2 separate regions of the Homo sapiens genome follow, and region 1 is linked to region 2. A link is a loop called in an ENCODE intact Hi-C map of the cell type or tissue named here. Cell type or tissue: gastrocnemius medialis. All regions are shown on one strand. Each heading gives the region's core, and the rest is flanking DNA. Links, peaks and the distances in the headings are about the cores only. Region 1 has its middle 28 kb from the start of BHLHE41. Region 2 overlaps LOC105369705 (a long non-coding RNA gene).

Region 1 (2,924 bases), core at 203-2,702, 200 kb before region 2:
TGCTGACCAGTTCACTAAAAGTTCCTCCACATTCTTCCAAAGAGCCTGAATTATACATTCCTATTGGGAGTTAATGGAAGCCCAAACAAGCAAAAACTAATTTTGGCTGTACTTTTGTGAAATTGATTCAAGTTAGGGCCAACTTCATGGGTATGTAACCTGCATGGTTGTACAGGGCATAGAACTCAGAAAGGCCCTGTGCTTAGTTCACTGCTCTGCTCTCAGCATCATGAAATGCTTAACAATTTTATTTTTGAACTTGTGTTTTGTAAGTGAATCCTGATAGGACAATGGAGCATGTGTGAGCAGAAGAGATGCATGCAACATGCCTACGTACTATGCTTTCCCTCCTCACCTGCATACAGAATTCATAGTGTCCCAGAGCACAGAATTCCAGGGGGCCCACAGTGCAAGACTCAAAGTTCATAAAGGAGGCGTGTTATATCTATAGCTGAGCAAGAGAGAACACTGAGAGGCCACTCTTTCCTTTTGAACCACAACTTGCTTCTAACACAGATAAAAATAATGGCATTCTCAGAAATTATATCACATCCTTTCTTCTTCAGCCAGCACTTAGGCTGAAAATTTTGACAAGAAAGGAAAGCAAAAGATAGGGCAACCCAGAGTCCCTTTACGTTTCAGTCCTTCCTTACTCATCAGCACACCAAAGGCAGACAGTGTTGGTTGAATATGCACGAATCAAGAAGTGACATAAAAACAAAGTAGTTTTGTCCAGCATTTTCACTATTTTGGTAAGAATCAAATATACATGCATGTGTGAGCTACAAAATTCAAATTGTGTAATTTTGGTAATACAAAAGCACAAGGTATATTTGTACATAATGGAAGTTACATTTGCTCTTATATTTGTGCTTAAAGGACACATCATAAAGATAAATGGTAACATTTATGCTAATCATGAAAATTTTCCATTTTTCTTTGGCATTTAATGGCATTTAATGCCAATTTTCCATTTGGCATTAAATGGCAAATTTTAAAACCCCATAACTAGTCAGGAGAGAGACTATGGAAGAAAAGAAAAGGTATTTTAGTACCTTTAGTGGCATTTTTTCCTGTTTGTTGAACAAAGGGCATCACATTTTTCATTTAGTGCTGGGTCCTGCAAATTTTGTAGCCACCTTGTAGGTGAGAAAAGCAGAAAATGATGAGAAAATTAAACTTGAAGCAATGACAGAAAAACATTAAACGACTATTTCTGCAGGGAGTCAGCAAAAAGTGTTCTAACTATTCATTCTGAAAGAATAATATACTATAACTTTCTCAATTACCTCTATCATTTAAACAAAGCACATTAATTTACTTCCCATTCACTTGGCCCTGGGGGTAGGGAGAGTCCCTGGTTATTTCAAGAATCCAATGTCTGCAGTAACAACGAGTCTTACACTAGGGGGCAGCAGCTACCGTCCAGCCACCTTCCAGGGCTCCAAAGCTGCGCCTTAGGTGAATCCTTACTTGAAGAGATCCTGAAAAAATGAAGGAAAACACATTACTAAAGAAGTTTTCTTTTTATCTTTATATTAATTTGCTTTGCTGCAGTGTTTCTGAAAGAGAATGGGCCGCTCGTTCTGAAGATTTAAGGTGTTTCTTTGCCAATAAAGAAATAGCAATTGAACATATTTTATCTGCTCACACTCCATGGCTCATTTCTGAAGTGACAAAGTAACATGGTCTGAAAGATCTTTTTAAACTTAGTTTCTCTGTACAGCCTAGTAGTAATTGGTAATTTTTATCTACTATGGATTTGATCAAAAGGAACAACTCATTGCACTGAGAACACTAAGCTATCGAGTGATACCAAGTGTTAATTTTGTAATTCATGAAGAGTACAGATTTTAGAGGGAAACTGCTGAGTCAAGGGATTACTCAGTCTTTACAAATCCACACTCACTCAGCTTGGCTTGAATTATTAAAGAATCAGGTTGTCCTAACTATGAACAAGAATCCAGAAGTCCAGACTTTATTTAAAAAAAAAAAAACCAGAATGTGTGAAGATGGGTATATTTGCAAAGATGTGGAGAGTTATTCAGTTTGTGCTAAAATAAGAATAGCATTGTCCTACAACTGAGTTGGCTCAAATATAGTTTGCAATATAGCATTCATTTGTTCCAACACAATTTTCCAAATACAAATTTAATGAAAATGTAGATTGAAAGTCCCATTAAATAACATGCTAAGAAACCACTATTGTGAATTCCAAATTCTCTGGCAATATTTCATAAAGAAGTTCTTTTTATCCCAGCTTACTATAAACCTTCAGGGTGGTGGTTCTCAATTGAGACAGTTCCATCTACTAGATAGTATTTGAAATTTTGCAGGGGTGTTTTTGGTGGTCTCAGTGATTACAGGAACTACTTCCTTTTAAGATGGTGGAAAAACGGTAGCAAGAAAACAAACAAAGAAGTTTACCAATGGGCCAAGAACCTGAACAGACATTTCTCAAAAGATGACACACAAATGGCCAATAAGTTCATGAAAAAAATGCTCAACAGCACTCATCATTAGGAAAATGCAAATTAAAGCCACAATGAGATACTACATCACATACAAAAGATAACACATGTTAGCAAGGATGTGGAGAAAAGGGAACCCTTTACACTGTTAGTGAGAATGTAAATTAGTACAGCCATTATGGAAAATGGTATGGGGGTCCTCATAAAACTAAAAATAGAACTACCATATGATCAAGCAATCCCACCTCTGGGTATGTATTCAAAAGTGTTGAAATCAACATGCAAAAGAGATATCTGCATTCCCATGTTCACTGCAGCATTATTCACAAGAATGTGAATGCCAAACTACGGAAGCAACCTAAGCGTTCATCGACAGATGAGTGGATAAAGAAACGTGGTACATAGACACAGGGAAATACTATTCAGCCTTAAAAAAGAAGGAAATTCTGCCAT
Region 2 (2,924 bases), core at 181-2,680:
CAGCTTTTATTGTCATCTTTTCATATTTTTCATATCTGTTCCTCCCAGGTAGATTAAAACACGTGAGGCAAAGCCTATACCTTGTAACTCTTCAATTACTTTCTTATAGATGTGCCAGTAAATATGAATTGGTTGGATTTGACTTCTCAATGATACACAATGATTCTCTACCTGGACTAACACCACAGAGGATGCCATAGAAACTTCTGAGATTTCGATGATAAATATAAAAAGTTGAAGCTTTGGGGAGCCCAAGCCAGGAAGCTGGAGGTCTGTTTGAAATCCTGTTGAGCTCCTCCCCTACCTCTGCTCCAGAAACTACATGGATATTAGCATCAACACTAATCAAAAGAATAAGATCAAGGATACTGAAGAGCTGCAATGCAATAGATTTCTTTATCCTTGATACTTAGATCTGAGCACAGTTCACTGTTGAGAACTGCACAGTTTGCCTTAACTAGAAAGTGTGCATTTTCTTATTTCCTCTCTGGGATGACAGTGATCACCAAAAAATTGTTATTTAAGATACTTCATTTATTCAATCATTTAACAAACATCTGCTTTGAATATCTATTACCAAGTTCTGTGCTAGGAACAGAAAATACAAAATTTCATAAGAAATGATTTCTACCCTTCAATTGCTCATTAAAAGAGCTGCTACCACTTCTTCAAATTTGGTAGTAGTTATTTCTGTGAGGTCACTGGGTTCAGACCTTAACCTATCAACTGGAGTGTCTGCTCTAGAGCTAAGTGCTTTGCTGTGGACACTTGCTATTTTGGGGATAAGAAGTATGATCTCATCTTCTCTTCGATGTTTAGCCTAAGGTGATTCACTTCATTCAGCTTTAACATCACTAAAATGTGAATTCATACTATTAGCGTACTTCTAGTACAAGCTATAAAACCCATTACCCATGTGTAAGGCATAATTCTGACAGCCTAAGCTGGAGAATATCATTAGCTAAAGTAGAGTAAGATTGGGTGAGGTGGTTGTTAAGAGGTTTCTGAATGAGTCTGAGTCAGGCCTCCAGGGCTAAATTTATTAATGAGTCATTTTCCTTGCCTAGCAGACACTGTGGCAGAAAGTGAAAGAGGAAGAAGCCATTCGACGTCTGTTTTTAAAAATGTGTTCTGTCCCTCAGTCCGCCAAAGTAGGTTTCAACATATTTTAGCATTTTAGGCTAATACTTGTAACCAAAATGTTTTCCTGGTTCCTCTCAGTTTGCAAAAAACAAGTGAGGTCTTTTTTCCAGGAATGGGGAGACTGGTTTTCATCTCCTCCCAGAGGGGGCAGATTGTAAATTCCTAGTGGCCAGATATAGCATCTACTACCTTGCTCTGTGCAGAACCTGAAATTCAAATCTGATTATTCCAGGCTTTACTAAAAGCATCTTGATGACAATGATGGTGACATTCCTCACATTCTCTTGCCTTATGTAATTTTAACAGCTTTCATCTCGGATCTATACCAACTTTCCACCTGCATAGCTTTATCCTGGGTCTTTTCATGGGAGATGTCCCAATCAAGATCTCAAATTTGTCCTTTCATCTTTCTCTTGAAACCTCCCCATCTGTTCTCTCTTCCACTCACTCATAAGAACTAAAAATCCTCTTCTACCCTTCTGCTAGATTAAATCACTTATCATTTCTTTCTGTCACACCAGGACATAGGAGCCCTTCTGACTCCATTCAATGCCCCATTCAACTTAAAGTCCGTGGTCAGCAATTACAACAATGTCCCCATCATCCTAGACACATTTATCCATTTGGCACTTAGCCACATCTATCATGCCACCCCCAAACCATGGTGTGCACCCACTATGTTCTCTGGACCTGCCTTTGACAATATGAGGCTGTGAGATAAAGACCAAAATCTTATGGGACTGGCCTTCTGTAAATTTACACTATAAAGTCCAACTGATCTGCAACATTAGGGAGATTTTAAAATTCTGTCAGAAGGCTTAAAACATTTCTCCTGGCCAGTATGTCCAAATACTTTGTTTTCTTCAAATATCCAGCCACATAATCCTTGATCTTTGCAAATTAATCTTCTAGATTTATAAGTAATATTAATGTTATTCCATAATTTCTTTTCTCCTTCTCCCCCTCCTCCTTCCTCTTCTCTCTGGTCTGCAAGTATACATATGTGTGTGTATATATATATGCATACACACATCTCTATATCCATTTGTCAATCTGTCTGTCTATCAACTATCATCTCCTGATTGCGTTCTGTCTTAGCTCAGGCCTATGGTACGTTGTCCAGATCCCCCTTCAAGGAATGACCTGCCACCCAATTGTGGACAGTGTGATCAGCTGATATTGTCCAGCTGTCATCTTCTTCAGGGTCTGCCTCAGTTGCCTTGCCTTGCATCCTTGCAGGAGTGGTCTACATCCATGCCAGAGAAAAGTGGGTCTAAAGGCCTGGTTGTTTCAGCCACTGCAGGATTGTTGACTTGGAATCTTAGCCCTTGAGCTACCTGTCATCTTCAGCTTTCTCTGTTTAATCCTGTTTCTTTGTTCTTCCTTTATGCGTGTTCATCCATAATATGTGGCTTGACCCCAAAATGTGTCTTAGTGTCTCCTTCTAGAGAACCCAATCTAAGAGTAGTCCTAGGAAATACACAGTAAGTTAGAGTTTCATTTCCAGCTGGCAGTGAGGGTACTGGATACCATTGCTGGTGGAAGGTGGATCACAGATAGCCCCTGGCCCAGTGTGTTGATCTGATGGTTAAACTTTTACTGGTGGTGAACTGGGAAGGTGTACTGATAGCAAAGAATGCTCTAGAGGGTATGATGTATCAGGTTTCTGAGGCATACAAAGGAAATTATAGCTAAAAGGATAATGATATTCCTCAATACTGATTGCTAAGGCCATTGATGCCCTGCAGAAACACAACAAATATCTGAGTAACAGATAATTG

The links. Hi-C counts contacts between places; a loop is a spot of excess contacts. Peaks named below come from ENCODE experiments on the same cell type or tissue, not always from the same donor. Only the 100,000 strongest peaks of a DNase experiment are listed, where the experiment ranks them.
Region 1: it touches region 2 in a loop (2.7-fold over the local background); 4 of 110 quality-filtered maps call a loop at or near these places.

The regions. Positions count from the first base shown.
Region 1 is chr12:26,095,831-26,098,754 of GRCh38, forward strand. No RefSeq gene overlaps it. Among named protein-coding and RNA genes, the nearest start is that of BHLHE41, 28 kb to the right of the region's middle. RefSeq lists a silencer at 1,296-1,365. In gastrocnemius medialis, for the core only: CTCF peaks have their summits at 1,406 (motif pointing right) and 1,613; a DNase peak (open chromatin) is centred at 1,401.
Region 2 is chr12:26,298,156-26,301,079 of GRCh38, forward strand. LOC105369705 (a long non-coding RNA gene) reads left to right here. Exons shown (of 6, transcript XR_007063249.1): 3 at 110-270. Among named protein-coding and RNA genes, the nearest start is that of ITPR2-AS2, 19 kb to the right of the region's middle. In gastrocnemius medialis, for the core only: CTCF peaks have their summits at 1,233 and 1,448; a DNase peak (open chromatin) is centred at 1,068; H3K4me3 peaks cover 689 bases; H3K27ac peaks cover 1,369 bases.